2 separate regions of the Mus musculus genome follow, and region 1 is linked to region 2. The links are chromatin loops, found by intact Hi-C in ENCODE. Cell type or tissue: heart. All regions are shown on one strand.

What was found. Hi-C counts contacts between places; a loop is a spot of excess contacts. Peaks named below come from ENCODE experiments on the same cell type or tissue, not always from the same donor. Only the 100,000 strongest peaks of a DNase experiment are listed, where the experiment ranks them.
Region 1: it touches region 2 in a loop (1.8-fold over the local background); 2 of 42 quality-filtered maps call a loop at or near these places.

What each region holds. Positions count from the first base shown.
Region 1 is chr16:23,235,411-23,243,410 of GRCm38, reverse strand. All of the region lies in intron 1 of St6gal1 (beta galactoside alpha 2,6 sialyltransferase 1), which reads right to left. Among named protein-coding and RNA genes, the nearest start is that of BC106179, 14 kb to the right of the region's middle. In heart, CTCF peaks have their summits at 2,857 and 3,661; DNase peaks (open chromatin) are centred at 2,600 and 3,600; H3K4me3 peaks cover 509 bases; H3K27ac peaks cover 1,166 bases; H3K27me3 peaks cover 1,007 bases.
Region 2 is chr16:23,328,017-23,336,016 of GRCm38, reverse strand. It overlaps St6gal1 (beta galactoside alpha 2,6 sialyltransferase 1), which reads right to left. Exons shown (of 8, transcript NM_145933.4): 5 at 7,578-7,675. Among named protein-coding and RNA genes, the nearest start is that of Gm30814, 5.3 kb to the right of the region's middle. In heart, no CTCF peak of the experiment used is centred here; a DNase peak (open chromatin) is centred at 3,066.

The DNA of each region.
Region 1 (8,000 bases), 93 kb after region 2:
TAAATCTAAACGAAAGGATCACACTTTCTAAGTGGGCTGACATGACAAATCTTCCAAACTCATCGTGGTAGCTGCACTAGGAATGGCCCCCACAGACTCATGTGCTCAAATGCTTGGCTCATGGGGAATGAGTGCCACCATTAGGAGGTGTGGCCTTGTTGGAGGAGGTGTGTCACTGTGTAGGCAGGCTTTGGGGTCTCCTATGCTCAGGTCCACTCCTGGCTGCCTTCAGATCAAGATATAGAACTCTCAGCTCCTCTAGCAGACACTGCCATGCTCCCTACCATGATGATAATGGACTGACCGTCTGCAACTGTAAGCCAGCCCTAATTAAATGTTGTCCTTTACAAGAGATGACTTGGTCATGGTGTCTCTTCTCAGCAACCCTAACTAAGGCACTAGTCATGTCCACTTCTATTGCTCGAGTGGTCAATGGAATTAAAAAGAAGGCCCAGCTTCCACAAGCACTGCCTCAAAGGAAGAACACATGCTGGACTCTTCTGGAATGCAAACATGATTGTTGCTACTTGGAAACAGGAAAATTGAATCCACATACCCACTCCCTACAGAATGAAAGAAAAGAAAACACTATGATGACGTTGAAACTAGAAAGTAACAGCTTTAATACTCTCTTCCCTGACTCTGGCCCTTCTGCCTACACTCTGTCCTTCCTTACGTGGCCTCCTTTCTAAAGTTTGCCCCCACTCACACCCATTGACCTAGGGCACATATAGACTACAGGACAGAAGCCGAATATGAGGACAGACATGTGGCTTGTTGCCTTTCCGAGGTAAAGTCACCTCACTCAACATTATACTTTTCTGGACCTTCCATTTTCCTGCAACTTACTTTCTTTCTTTCTTTCTTTCTTTCTTTCTTTCTTTCTTTCTTTCTTTCTTTCTTTTTTCCTTCACAGCTGTATAGTATCCCGCTCTGTGAAAGTTCCACATTTTCATAATCCATTCATCTGTTGAATGCCATCTAAGTTGATTCTGTTTCCTTGCTACTGTAAAAAAGAGCAGCAATGAACACAGATGGAGGTTCAAGTATCTCTGTGGTAGGGCATAGAGTCTCATTGCCCAGGAGGACAATGGTGGGGCAGCAGGAGGCCTGTGATTGGACAGGGAAAAGGGAAGCAGAGTGAAGAGTTGCAGGGTCAGAGAACGACTCAGAGAGGAGAGAAAAGAAGCCAAGATGGAGGCGGACAGACAGGAAGAAGATCCTGATCTCACATGGTTTTAAATAGCCACAGGTAGTTATGAATATCATATAGGAATGGAATAATTGGGATAACTTGTCTGATCTAGGTGGGCAGCTTATATCATTATTGATTGGCTCTGAAATTATTGTGTGGGCATCTTGTGAATTGAGAATTTATTGATATATAAATCTGACTTAATTATAAACTTCTAGAGTTTTGTTTCTACCAGGTTGCTGGGTGTTGTGGTCGCTGGCTGAGGGGTAGACGGTCGTTGCATGGGGCTGGTATGGCAGCGAAGGGAACTCGGGAGCTCCGGCCCTGCCAGAGAGTTGGTGGGCAGAGAGTAGTTGGATGGAGCGTAGGAACTTGGCGGTTCTTTTTAAATATTTACGGCAATTTTTTAAAATTTATTTATTTGTGGAGTCTCCATTTATTTGCACCATGGCTGTATAATTTGGACTCGCACAGCAATGGATAATGGTTTCTCTTCCCCTACATCCTCTCCAACATTTGTAATCAGATATATTGATGACAGCCATTCTGACTAGGATGTGACAGTAAGTATCTCAAATCATTCCCCTGATGACTAGGGATGTTGAACACTTTTTAAAACATTTGCTGACCATTTGTGTTTCTTCTTTTGAGATCTACCTGTTCCTTTTTCTTCAGCCTATTGTAGATTGGCAGTTGTCTCCTGGGTCTCTGCCCCCCACCTCTCGTGTGTCTGTCTCTGCCACCACCACCACCCCTCTCTCTGCAGTACTTTGTAGATTCTGGATACTGAGTTGTGGTCTTTGAAACAGCTATTTGTTGATCACAGTCATGTGTCCAGCTCTACTTGAAGCATGCATGTCAATGCTATGATGTTGGAAGAATTACTGCAGACTAGGACGCAAAATGAGCATCTGAGAAGTTCAGTCTCCAAGTTCAAAGAGTTAACAACAAACAACACATCTAGAATTTAAACCCAAGTCCACCTAGCTGGAAAGCATGTGACTTTCCCCCAAAAGCTAAGGGCTTCCTGAGGAAGGGAGACTGTAAAGGTGACTGGGTAGCAGCAAACTGCTCAGCCTCATCCTGTTGAGTCACCAAGACGGTCCCTGAAGGCATGGGTAGGGCGGACGGACAGACGCTTCCAATGCAGGAGTGCTGCCCTGGGCGAGGCTGCAGGGCTCCTCTTTGCCTGCTCCCTCCCTTTCCCAAATGGACAGCCCAGAATAAGACATTCATTGTGAAGATGAAAAGAAAAGCAGCCACATGCCTCTAGCAGGAAGCCTCCCTCATCTGGGGGATTGATTGATTCCTCACACTATCATTAGCCTCCTCCAGCTCAGGCCCTGGGCCAGCAGCCTCCAGCCCTACAGCAAGCAGCATTTGTCAGAGCTGGCAGGCTGCCTCCTTCCCTCTCCCATCTGGAACAAACTCTGATATACTTGGTTCCCAAGGGGCTCAGACAAGCAAGGCTCCAAGCCTGGCTCCCCAGCATAGTTCACATGGAGAGCCACACCACACTTCCTCTTCCATTTCTGCTTGACTCTCCCTCCGAAGGTCGTAATTGACAGGTAGGAAAAAAGGACTCTTTCATGAGCCGAGCACAGCTGCAAGGTGGTGCTTGCCCCAGACGGCTACGGCTCCCTCTACCTGCTCTCCCGGCCTCCCCTGCAGGGCTGCTGTGCATGTGTCGAGGCCAAGCGTGGCCTATGACCACCAGGGTTGCTGAGCTCATTCCAGGAGACGCCCCAGTGCTCAGTCATGTGCTGGGCTTGAAGCTGTGCACAATACTAACCATCCAAGAAACCGCATTCTAACAAATAACTACGGTTCAAGAGATGAAAGAAATCCTCTTTTCTCTGTCAGCTTCAGGGCCTCATTTGGGCAAGGCTAAGGCTGTCTACCACTGAGCATGGTGACATAGGCCTGGCTCTCATAAGCTGAAAGATCGGTGGATTCAGACAGGTGGAGCCCTTCAACACTACGGGGTGCACTAGGTATTTACAGTAGTGTGGCCATGCCTACACATGTGGGCACACATTCCCCTATGCTAAGGCTTTTGAGCCTCCAGGCCATGCCAGGGCCCTCTCTATTCTTCCTAAAGTAGAAGGAAGATACTCCAGGCCACATTAAAACAGCCTGAGAGCTAGATGCCCTTCCTCCTGAATATAGTTTGTCCTCATAGGTACCCATACAGAATGAAGACTGCTACCACACATCCTGCCAACCCTATCCTGCCTGTCTCTTTCCCGACCACCAGCCTTTCCCAGATATGGAAGGGGAACTGCTTGCCTGGCAGTTCTCACATTCCTCCTTGTAGTACACACGTCTGGACACCCTCCTCCACCCTCGCTGAGCTGTTGACAGCCATCCAGACCAACTCCCTAGCCCAGGCATTCCCCAGCAAGCTGGAAGACAGGAGAAAGACTCCCTCACCAGGCCAGGCAACACAGGTGCCTGCCAAGCCCTCTCTGCCGCCTCCCACTGAAAGCCAGGGCTGCTTATCTGAATCAGGATGCAGAGTGTTGTGCCTCTTGACCAAGTCACTTATTTCAACACTTCAGGGACCCAGTCTGTGGCTAGGAGCACTCAGACACCTACCTGTGGGTGCTTCAGCCGTTGTACACCTTCGGGAAGGCAAAGCCTGTGTCCACAGTAGCAAACCCTCTATGTGGCTCTTCTATCTTTATGCATCCTGTAATATCTGTAGCCTAATTTAAACTTTAAAAACTCATGACACGCTGGGCGGTGGTGGCGCATGCCTTTAATCCCAGCACTTGGGAGGCAGGCGGATTTCTGAGTTTGAGGCCAGCCTGGTTTACAAAGTGAGTTCCAGGACAGAACTCAAGAGAAACCCTGTCTCAAAAAAAAAAAAAAAAAAAACAAAACAAAAAACAAAAAACAAAAAAAAAAAAAACAAAAACAAAAAACAAAAAAACAAAACAAAAAACCTTTTAATGAGAAGGAAATTAGGGTGTCATTACGTATGCTGGGATCATATAGCAGCGAGATACTAGAGAGTCTGGACAATAGATTGTTGTCAAATCTAAAACTTTAGCTACAAAATTTACAACCTGAGGTGATTCAGACAAGAAAGGTCTCCATATCTCATAATTTAAATGCTTACATTTAAAGGGAATAGAATTGTTTGGGAAGGATTAGGGGCTATGGCCTTGTTGGAGAAGGTGTGTCACTGGGGGTGGGCTTTGAGGTTTCAAGAGACCATGCCAGGTCTAGTCTGTCTGTGTCTGTCTCTCTGTCTGTGTTTCTGTCTTTGTCTCTCTGTGTCTGTCTCTCTGTCTCTGTCTCTGTCTCTCTCCTGATGCCTGTGAACCAGAATAGAAAACTCTTAGCTAAGGCACCAGTGCCATACCTGTCTGCTTCCCACTGTGACAATCAGGGACTAACTCTTTAAAACTGTAAGCAAGCCACCAATCAAATGCTTTCTTTAGAAGAGTTTGCCATGGTCATGATGTCTCTTCACAGTAGTGTAACAGTAACTAAGACACCATAAGCTAAAGTATAGTTTCTTTGACAGGTAAATAGAAGTATGTAAGTACATGTATAGGAAGCTCATTGATAAAATGCTGCCTGTGGCTCTTGCTCCCTTACTCTCTTGCCCTCTTCCCTCATCACCCCTTCTCCCCCCACCCCCTCCATGTGTTTATGGCCAGCCTCCCCTCCCCTCCCCTCCCATCTCTTCTCCTCTTACCCTCTCCTTCTTCCCCGCCCCCTCCCTCACTTTCTCTGTCCCTACTACCCTCTCAACTCCCTTCCCCATGCCCTAAATAAACTATTTCATGCTTAAAAAAATTGCAATCTGTGAAAAGCATATCTCACATTTGCCTTTTGTAAAGTTTGTTTCAGTAAGGTAGCTAATCAGGTGTCCCTATGGCCCACAAGTCATAGCACAAGAGGAAACCACAGGCTTTGGAATTCAGAGAGCCCACAGGGTTTAAGGCACAACTTTACACTGAATTACTTTAGGTAAACCACTTTGAATACCGTGCCTTCATCAGTGCAGGAAAAACAACTGTGTTACATGGGGCTGCTGTCAGGGCCAAAGAAAACTCCATCCCCCAAAATTCTGGCACCCATTTCCCCTATCAAAGCAGCCAATTTCTTGTCACTATCAAGGAGGATAGAAGGTTATCGGTGGGCCTATTAGCCTATCAAAGCATACAGAGGCCTCCAGGCTCCTTCACCCCTCCCCCTAGCCTAAACTTCTCCAGCTCCTGGGCTCCCCTCCCCCAGCTTCTCATTCCTATAGAACCCTACTATTTTTGGCTACTTGCTCTCTTGTCTTCCTCTCTAGGCATCCTCTCTTGGTCTCCTCTGCCCACACTCTCTCTCCTCTCTCGCTCTCCCCATCCTTCTCTCTCTCCTCTCATGGCCAGGTCCAGTCTGGTGGCTATGTTCAATCTATTCTCTCTCTCTATCTCTCTCTCTCTCTCTCTCTCTCCCTCTCTCTCTCTCTCTCTCTCTCTCATTCTGTATTCGCCTCTTCCAGATGCCTCATATCTACGATAAAGCTTTTCCCCAACCCTGCCTCAGAGAGATCATGGCTTCAGTTTATACACCAGGGCCAAACGTTCAGTTTATCCAAACTGGTGTGTGCTTGCTAGCATGCCGAGGCTACACGGTCAAGAGCAGCTGTGCATGCATTCGCCCTTGCTCTCCGGCCACAAGTCACTCACAATGGCCCTGCAGGCCACACACTTCACTCCTCCTCAGTATTCTCACGACTCCCTTTTCTCAAATCAAACCGCAGAACTCACCTTCAGCACCCAGGCCAAACAGTCTCCTCCAAGAGGCCTCCCTCCACCGCGCAGCAGCTTATGAGTCTTGTGATCTACAGTGTGCTTTCTTTTGCCTGGAGGTTGTCTACACGATTGCGTCCCCAAAACCCATGAAAAGACAATGTCCTGCTCATCTGAGTCTCTCACCTGATCTGCCCTCTGCCCACTCATGGGTCAATGATGCCATTTAGATAAGCCTAAGCAAGTTGTTCTGTTCTGGGTTTGTTTTTAGAGCTGTGATCTCCCAGGCTGTCCTGTCTGGTTTAGCATTCAGTCAATTTTACCCTCATAACTGTCAGTACTGAAAAGCCTTCTCTGGCGCCAACTTCCAGATCAGACAACCCCCATCTGGAGACCTCTGCAGCCAGCTGTGGTATGGGACCAAGTTTTGGGCAATGACAAGAATGACGTGTGCCTCTTAAGGGTTCCCTGATGGTTGACCATAGGGATTGGAAGGAAGTGTGATCAGAGCACATTATATATTTACATGACAGTGACCTTATACAACTCCCATGCAATAAAGATTTTTTAAATAGAATTCTTAGAAATCCCCCTATGGTCATTCTAAAGGACCCCCTTGGTACAACCTTGAGACTTCAGGTCTATTTCTGTTGTCCTCAGCACATGCTATGGATTTTCCTTAGGCTCCCCTACGCTGCCACCATCTTGGTGTTTAATGGCTACATCCAGTTCCCCTACCAAGGTGTGTACGTTGCTGGGGGCTGAACCCAGAGCTTCACTTACTCTGGGAGAGTGTCCTCCACTAAGCTGCCATGATACTTGCAGGTTATCTATTAATTTTCTCTAAGAACATCGTTTGTGTTCTCCTCAGTTGTTTTTGTTGTTGTTGTTGTTGTTGTTGTTGTTTTTGTTTTTATTTTATTTTTTTTGTAATTCTATGGTTTTATTTCAGCCCGTAATTTCAATGATCTGTCTTTGAGTTCTCAATTTAATAATTTTCAATAAACTTTACTTTGAGTATCTATGCTACACCTAACCAAAGACCAGCTCCAAACCAGAAATTACTCTGGGAGATGAAGACAACAGCCCAAGAGCTCATTTATGGTTGGGTAAGACAGAACAGTTTTGTTTGTAAGTGAATTCCGTTCCTTCCCAAATCCTTCCTACCAGTCCAGTCCAGCCACAGACCCTTGCTCCACCCCTCCAGACCCCCCACAATGCCCATGCCAATCCCAGATGTGTCCCAGGTAATGCCTAAACTCCCATAGGAATCTGAAATGTTTTAAGAAAAAAAAGCCCTTCATCATCCTTTTTGTCACACATAAAGGTTTCTTTTGACATTTCTAGTCTACTGGTTGGCTGAATAAATAGAAGACAAAACCAAGCCACAGGAGAGGGGGACATCAGGCAGCCGGCCTTGGTGTAGCAAAGGGGACTAATGCTGAGAGGCAGGTGGATAAACAAAGATTTGACCAGGGATGCTCCCCTGGAAAGACTGAAAGACAAGGAAGGTTATCTTGGCCAGCAAAAACCAGACTTCAGCTTGCCCCTGCAGGCCCTGGAGTGAAGGCCAAATGCCTGACTGGAGAGCAAGATGCCCAAGCACCTCAGCTCACCGAATGATCTGCCTTTGAACAAGTCACCAGACTGCCTCCGCTTTTGTTTCCTCGCCCACAAAAACAGGTAATAATAGTGCATGGTACAGAGGGAATGAGGAAAGACTGTCCTGCGCACACAAGTACCTAGCCTCGTCTCTCACCACTTCCCGACTCTGATGTTCCTCCTCAGGATCAACCTCAACACATCAGCATGCTGACCCTCACCCTTGACCCTCTGTTGTATATATAGCCCTTTCTCACCCTCCTGTCAAAAGGGTAACCCTGCTACCTTCGGACACCTAGCTGAGCTGTTTCCTCTTTCAGAGAACATTTCGAAACCTTTCTCCCTAGGCTGACACACTTGAATCATCACATGCATCAATTAACTTGTAACCATTCAGTCATGTGTACCTCTGAGCAAGTTCTGGATGGAAGAAAAGAAAGAGCTTA
Region 2 (8,000 bases):
ATTCAGTTTGGCAGGGATTCAAATATCTTTTGGGTATGGATAATATTAAAGTTGTTTAATGTTGCTCTACTTTATTGAAAAGTTGACTCTGGAGTGGGCTATGACTCTCCCTCCTGTAGACCCAAGCATGCTTGGGTAACCTCCAATTGTCCTCTGTCAGACAGGCCACTTGACTTTGTGACAGAGATGGGAGAGCAAAGCAAAACAACAACAGGAATTAGATTATTGGTTTCATTTAACTGCCTAAAACTTTTGCTAAGATGTAAACCTTAGCTCAAGATCTGTAAGACTATTCATTATGTAAACTTTCTGTACCTCAAAATTTGTATGTTTACTGGGTATGGTTAAAAATCTGTAAAATCTGTAACAAAAAAAAAAGTTAACTTAAAATTTGTAACATGAGAGGTTGACAGTTAAAAATCTATACATAGGTAACCTTAAAGGAACCATATGGTATGATGCCATCTTGGGCTATAAGCAACATGTGGCTTGTCTGTTGCCATCTTAGCTGCTGTCCCCCATCGGGATGGAGGCAGCCAGAAACAGAGCCAGCTGGAGCCTAGGAGACCTGCTGTGTGTGCCTGTCTGTGTGTGCTGCCCAGGGTGGGGCCACAGAGGGGACCCAAGCCCTTAGGGGAAGCCCAGATGAGTGAATCCCAGACACTGAACATTGAGTTGTTTGCACTGTTGGAGTTTGGTTTTGCTTTGTCCCCACTGTGGCTGTGCCCTGTTTTGTCTCTCTTACAATAAAATAGAGTATTTATATATATATATATTATTGGAGTTTACAATAGACAGATTTTTAACTTTTTTTAAAAGGGAAATTTAGGAGTTTTGAAACTTTAAATTAAAAAGTTAGATATTTCCTTTAAATATTTACATTTATAAGGCTATGAGATATTTTAAGTTTCTTTTTTTTTAAAGATTTATTTATTAATATATATTAATACTTAATATACAAAGGCATCTCACTGGGCTATCCCACCCTTCAATGTTAGTCATAGGCAGGGAGGAGATTCTGGCAATGGAACACTCATCAGTATATATTAAGTACACTGTAGCTGTCTTCAGACACTCCAGAAGAGGGAGTCAGATCTTGTTGCGGATGGTTGTGAGCCACCATGTGGTTGCTGGGATTTGAACTCTGGACCTTTGGAAGAGCAGTCGGGTGCTCTTACCCACTGAGCCATCTCACCAGCCCATATTTTAAGTTTCTAAAATGCTTTATATTAGATGTCGACTAATATGCTCTTTGGGGATTTTTTTTGGTTTTGTTTGTTTGTTTTCATTTTGTTTTGTTTGTTTGGTTGTTTGGTTGGTTTTTTTAAGACAGGGTTTCTTTGTGTAACAGCCCTGGCTGACCTGGAACTCGCTTTGTAGACCAGGCTGGACTCAGATTCACACAGATCTGCCTGCTTCTGCCCTCCAAGTACTGGGATTAAAAATGTCCTCCACCACGGCCCAGTTTATTAATATGTAATCTTCAAATAAATAAGTAATGAATGAATGAATGGCTAACGAATTAGAGCTGCAGCTATCAGCACCAAACAGAGGAACCTAGAATATTCCTATCATGGGATGCAGTAAGTCAGTGACCTAAGCAGTCTGGCAAAGAGACCATGGAATGTCTTCCTAACCAGGGACTATCCAGGCTGACAGAGACTGACCAAAGAATGGACGCCTAGTCTCTTAGTCTGTGCCAACTTTGTTAATCGTTAGCTATTTAGATAAGAGTCACCTAAGGAACTGTGACAATCTGTAATGGTGCGCCATGGAAGGCCTGGGGAAGTAAGTTCCCAGTGTCCCTGTGAACTGTATTTATGACTCAAAGTTTTATTCTGATACTAAAAGAATACCAATTCGGATATTCAGCCCCAAGAGAGGTGGCAGCAGCTGCTGCCCTTGCTGCTGCTATTGGCTGGTTGGAGATATCCTGACAATGAAGATTAGACATGCCCCAAGGAACTTGGTGCCCCAATCAGCAGGAAGTAGTCTAATGATATCAACATCCCCTTCCCCCCTTTACCATCTGCAGTCACAGCTCTCAGTAATAACTACTTATGTCTCTGTCAAATGATTTATATCGGAAAGAAAGGGATGTGAAGTCTATGTAAGTTACAGGGGTCTAAGAAAGCAACTTCTGTGGATGTAAAATATTGTGTAAGTTCTGAAGGCCTTAGGAAGTTATTTAAGATATATGAAAAAAATGAGAGAATACAAAATGTTTCAAATTTCCGTCCCCTTCTATGATGTTGTTGTTATACTAAGATCTCAGAAGTTCAGAGTTCTAACATCGATTAACGGAATTCTGATAAACTGGTAAAGCACGGATTACCATTACTAGTCACAAGCTCAAGATCTGACGTTTCCTTTGGTTGTCTGCTTCTGACCGGGCTAAAACCATCTCGGCTCAATCTGGGTACCCAGCCCTCTGGACAGAGAAGCAAATGTCCATACTTTTTAAGGCAAACCCATCGCTTCTGCTAGCTCATAAGCATGCTTCTACTCTGTTTACAGAATTAGCTGCTTTTTCTACAATGTGGATTTCAGTGCGGATTGTGAACAATGATAACGCTATCAAATCTAAAATTTTTATCTCTTTTTTTAAACTAAAAAAAAAAATCAAAAATACTTCAGGGAGTTGTGGAAGTCGTTCCGTTTTGGATCTACCTCTCACAGATCAAACAGACTCTAGATAAGTACACCCTAGTTGTCTGTGCCTATATCACTCCCTCCCCAACTCAACTCCCCCCCACTTTGGGATTCCTCCCCTAACCACCAGGACTAGGGTCCTGAAAGCTACAAATGTAATATTTTTTTCCTTTAAGTTTCTTGACTTTAACTTCTATCCCTAGTCTATATCTGATTTAGCAGATTTCCACCTTGCTGACAGATACCACCTAGAAATCAGCTGTGGACAAACTGTTCCAAATGACTTCAAGGCCTGGGCTTGCTGGAAGCTGATGCGAACCAGTCCAGTTCCCTTTCTCTTCGGCTGGGTCAGTTAACAAGATGCTTCTGATGAGTGTTCCATTGCCAGAATCTCCTCCCTGCCTATGACTAACATTGAAGGGTGGGATAGCCCAGTGAGATGCCTTTGTTTGTTAGGAACGAGTCTTGGAAGAGAGCACTTGGACTTCCCCTTTCTCTAGTCCCGTACACAAAGTGAGCAATGGCGTGCTGTCTCAGCACAGGCTCTCATGTAACTGGGAGCCAAAGTAAATATTTTCTTGTTCTTAAGATTTATTATCATTTTAAATTGCATCTAGAGGTGTGTGTGCATGAGCACTAGAGCCCTCAGAGCTCAGCGTCTTCTAAGATGACCCTTGTGAGCCACTTGGCATAGATGCTGGGGACCCAACTCGGGTCCTCTACTGGACCAGTGCACACTGCTAACCAGTGAGTCTTCTCTCTAGCCCCAGCATTTTCTCCTTGTAAACTGAATGTCTCATGTATTTGTAGTAATAATAAAACGAAGTCAAATGTCCCGTTATGCTGTTTTAAATGAACTAGTTTTCAATATCTGTCTCCTAAAAGGGTAAAGAGGGGGAGATCTGGGCTTTAAAATCTTTGCCAGAGAGGAAGCTGCTTTTAACAATAAGGAGGAAGTGTAGTGATGACCTTGGCCATCTACTCTGAGCTTTTATCCCTGTGATAACAAACAGCAATTAGCAAGACCTGATCTCTATCTAGACTAATCTAGGACTGTGTACACAGCTGCCGTGTCCTGGAGTTAAGAATGGGAAGTGGGGGCTTATAGATGCTAACAGCACAGATTGACCCAAATTAACCAGTTTCCCATTTAAACCTGAAGCTCTAAGTCACCTAAGACCTATAAGTCCCAAAATAGTGTCATCTCTACTGGTCACAGTGGTGGTCTAGGAGGGAGACAGGCTTGGGGGGGGCTTCCTCCTGGGCACCTCCCCAGAGGCTTCCTTTCTACCTGTGTTGGTTTTTAAATTTACTCAGCTCCATCTCATCTACACCATGAAAAGAATAGAAACGCCAGTGCCCTGCTCCAAGTTACCCTGCATTGTGTAAAACAGTGGTCTATCAGTCTGTGCCATCCTGAGAGAATCCATTCTCAAGGAGGTTTTGACACCATCTTGAGGAGGGAGGATGACTCTGTACCAGTGTGGACATGTCCGGCACCACTCACATGCACAGACTGATGAACGATTTATTCCTGGGAGTAGGAAGGGTGCCACCCTGTCAATTTATCAGAGTGAATTGAGAAGGAAGGGCATAACATAGGTATCTTAAAGGCATATCAGGTAAATCAGACCAGAAAACTTACTGGATACACTAGATCATAGCGAGGCAAACACTTAAAACTACAGTGGCAGTGACCCCCAGCAACCTGTCAGCTGCTGACCACCCTAGTATGCATGTCAAAGGACCAACTGGCAGATCTCGCCATTGTTCTCCAGGGTTCAGCTTGGTTTAGTCCTGCTTTTGATAGTCTAACAGAATTACCATCTACCTACATTCTCTTCTCCCACCCAGACCTGCCCACCTGCCTGTTCATTCATCTTGACCTGCTCCTGCCCTTTTGTCTATACAGCTCCACTAGACTCTATAGCTCAGTTCTGACCCTGAAGCCTAACACTGATATCTTGCCCCTTACATTTCTATCAATTTCCCCGTCGTAGGCCTTCATAAACCTATGAACACCCCTGCAATAGCCATTTAGTTCTTTCAGTCACTCTTCAACCTCTTCACATACACACGTAGATAGATAGATAGATAGATAGATAGATAGATAGATAGATAGATAGATAGATGATATATAAATAGATAGATGAATAGATAGATAGATAGATAGATAGATAGATAGATAGATAGATAGATAGAGATAGGTAGCTATATGATGGATAAATAAATGGATAGATAGTAGATAGATGATAGAAAGATAGATAGATGATAGATAGATAGATAGATAGATAGATAGATAGATAGATAGACAGATATATATTTTGTGTGATATGAAATGTGTGACTTGAAAGTCAATGTTAAAAATTAAGATAAGGATAAAAGAACCCACGTTTGCTCTGGCTAGGGCTGCCAAAGAAAGCAGGAATTACCTGGTAAGTTACTGCCATTGGAACCACTGTAGCTTTGGCTACAGTATGAATTTACTGGCATCCAATAAATCCCAACACTGTGGAAAGCCACTCTTGTAGGCTACTGAACTATAATTATACCATCTTGTTACTGTATTCTTAAGATACTTTCATTGTTAAAATTACCTTCTTCCCTTGGTTCACTTAACAGGCCGATACATTCCTTAGGGACAAAGGTTTTCTGTGTTTGAAATTCCTTTTAGCAGACTTCCTCTTCTCCTACCTCAACTACAAGACATACACTTTGATGAAACTCTGCCTCTGTCTGTTTGTCTTTCTCTGTCTCTGTCTGTCTGTCTGTCTGTCTCTCCATCTCTCTGTCTGTCTGTCTCTCTCTCTCTTTCTCTTGTAAATGCCTACGTGACATCTCTTTACAGATACCTAAATTTGACATAAACCCCAGCTGGAATTGTAGGGCTTTGTCCTCTCTAGCTCAGATTTCCTGTGTCTGGGGCATGAGAAGAAAACCAGTGGAAATATGAAGAGATTTTTAGAGGATGGGATAAAAGATCATAACTAAATATCACATTTTCTAGACGTGTTAATCTGAGCACTCAAAGGCTAGCCTCCTCCCCCTCCACCAGGCAACATGAATCCTGCCTCCTTCCACCTTCAGCCCAGCCCGATAAGGAGACTCTCACATCCTGAGTATCTCTGTCCTGCTGGTTCCTCCCTCAGGCAGGCCTCCATCAGTATCCTTCCGAATCAAGCCCCGCTTTGACATCAAACTCAAGGCCACTTGCATCAGAGAAGTTTGTTAGCCAAACTATTTCTTCACATGCATCTTTTTGATTGCTAAAGAAAGTGATACTGAAACCCCCAAAATGCAGGACTAAGGAGATGATTCAGTTGGTAAAATGCTTGCTGAAGAAAGCACAAGAGCATAACTCCCATCCCTAGCAGCCATGTGAAAGACTGGGCAGATGCATGCTCTTGTAACCTCAGGACTGGGGAGGCAGAGACAGGCAGATCCCTGGGGTCTGCAAGTCAAACTGGCTTAATCCGCAAGCCCCAGTGAGAGAGATCCTGTCTCTACAAAATAATGATAAATCCCTGAGGCCGAATAGCAGAGACCCTGGAAGTAGGAGGACACTGGAGATACCGCCAGGATAGAAAATAACTTCTGTTTTTAAATTAAAATAATAACACAGAGGTTTAAAACTGGGCATGGTGACTCCTTCGGATGACTCTCAGTACTTGAGAGAGGGGAAGAGGAGAGCAGAGGTCAAGGCTAGTCTGGACAATAATGCAAGATGCTGCTCCCCCCCCCCCCAAAAAAAAAGACTGGGAGGGGACGGGACAAGAAATAAGTTCGCACGCACAGAAGTTGTGTTCCTTGACCTCACCTCTTACAACCGTGGGCCTCAGACGCAAAGAACACTGTACAGGAAGAAGGGCAGAGTTCCAGCAGCTGGAAGCTCCAGCGAGTCCGAAAAGAAAGAGAAAGGAATAAAGACACGGAGCCCTGCTGCTGGAAAGGAAGACGCCACAACACTAGCACAGTTCTGGTGGACTATTCTGATCGATTCCAGGCCCTATAGCCGTAAGAGGCAGACTGAAATAGTAGAGAGGTTATACATCCACAGAGGATCATCTAAGGCAACTGTGTCTGCTGAGGGAAGAGCAAACATCACTGCTAATAGTGGGGTTAATACATTGGCAGTCTTAGTACAGAACTTGTCTATCATCTGTCTATCCCCCCCCTCTCTCTGTGTGTGTGTGTGTGTGTGTGTGTGTGTGTGTCTGTCTGTCTGTCTGTCTATTTATCTATCTTTATATGGAGTCTTAATCCTGTCTCAGTCTCGCAGTGGCTGGGACTATCATGCACACCACTGTGCCTGGCTACCATGCAGTTGGGGCTATTTGCATAAATCCAGTTTGGTTTTTTCCCACTAAATTAACTAACAGAACTTTTTGGCAAGAACAAATCTAACATTCCTATTAGTATTGAGAAAGCAACATGTCTACTACTACCTTAGAGAAGGATTAGAAAATTCATCAAGTAATGCGTAGATTCTAGTACATCATAGACTTCTATGGCACTGATGTTGTGCCCTACACTTGGGCAGTGTTTTAGGGCCCACCTCAAGCTCTGTACCATCTTTGCTTACTTATCACAACACTTCTCTTTCTCCCCTGGATGTCCTGTGATCTGCTGGTCTCTTGTCTAAAAATTATAGGCACAACTGCATGGTTACAAGAGAAAGTAAAACCCTGTTCCCCTCAACCCTAGGCAGCTCCGTTGTGTATACTCTTCACGTGGAGAGGACCTTATGGACAACACATCACAAGGTTGGCCATGGAATCACTGGCCCTTCTTCAGGGACATCTCTGGGACTCGGAAAGTCAAGAAACGTAATCAACCTGGCAGCTTTGATGTGGACAGGCTCAACACTAGGGCCCACACCGGAGTCATCTTCCTCTGATGTGCTCTCTGCAGAAAAGAATCCTTACCTGAGAGTTCACTAGGCGGATGGTAGTTTTTGTGCCCACATCCTGTTGGAAGTTGTCTGTAGGTGCCCCATTAAACCTCAGGACCGCATCATGATTATCTGTAAGCCACAGGAAATGGAAAATGGGGGTGAGTGCTGGCAATGTGCAGGAAGAGAGACAGGAAAAAGGAAGGCAGAGAGAAGATAAAAAATACACGGTACACAAGGGTTAGTATAACGTGAGTGTGGTACCCAGCCCAGTGAAGTTCATGAAGGTGATCACAGGTCTGTTGGCCACTACAAGAGACAAGATGTCCATTAGTTGTGAAGTCCATCTAGTGGCACCAGTGTGCACTGACACAACAGAAAAAAGAACAGGGCCAACAGGCTTATTATAGCAGAGTCCTTTCTCAGTTATTAATGGAATAAACCACACATTCACTAG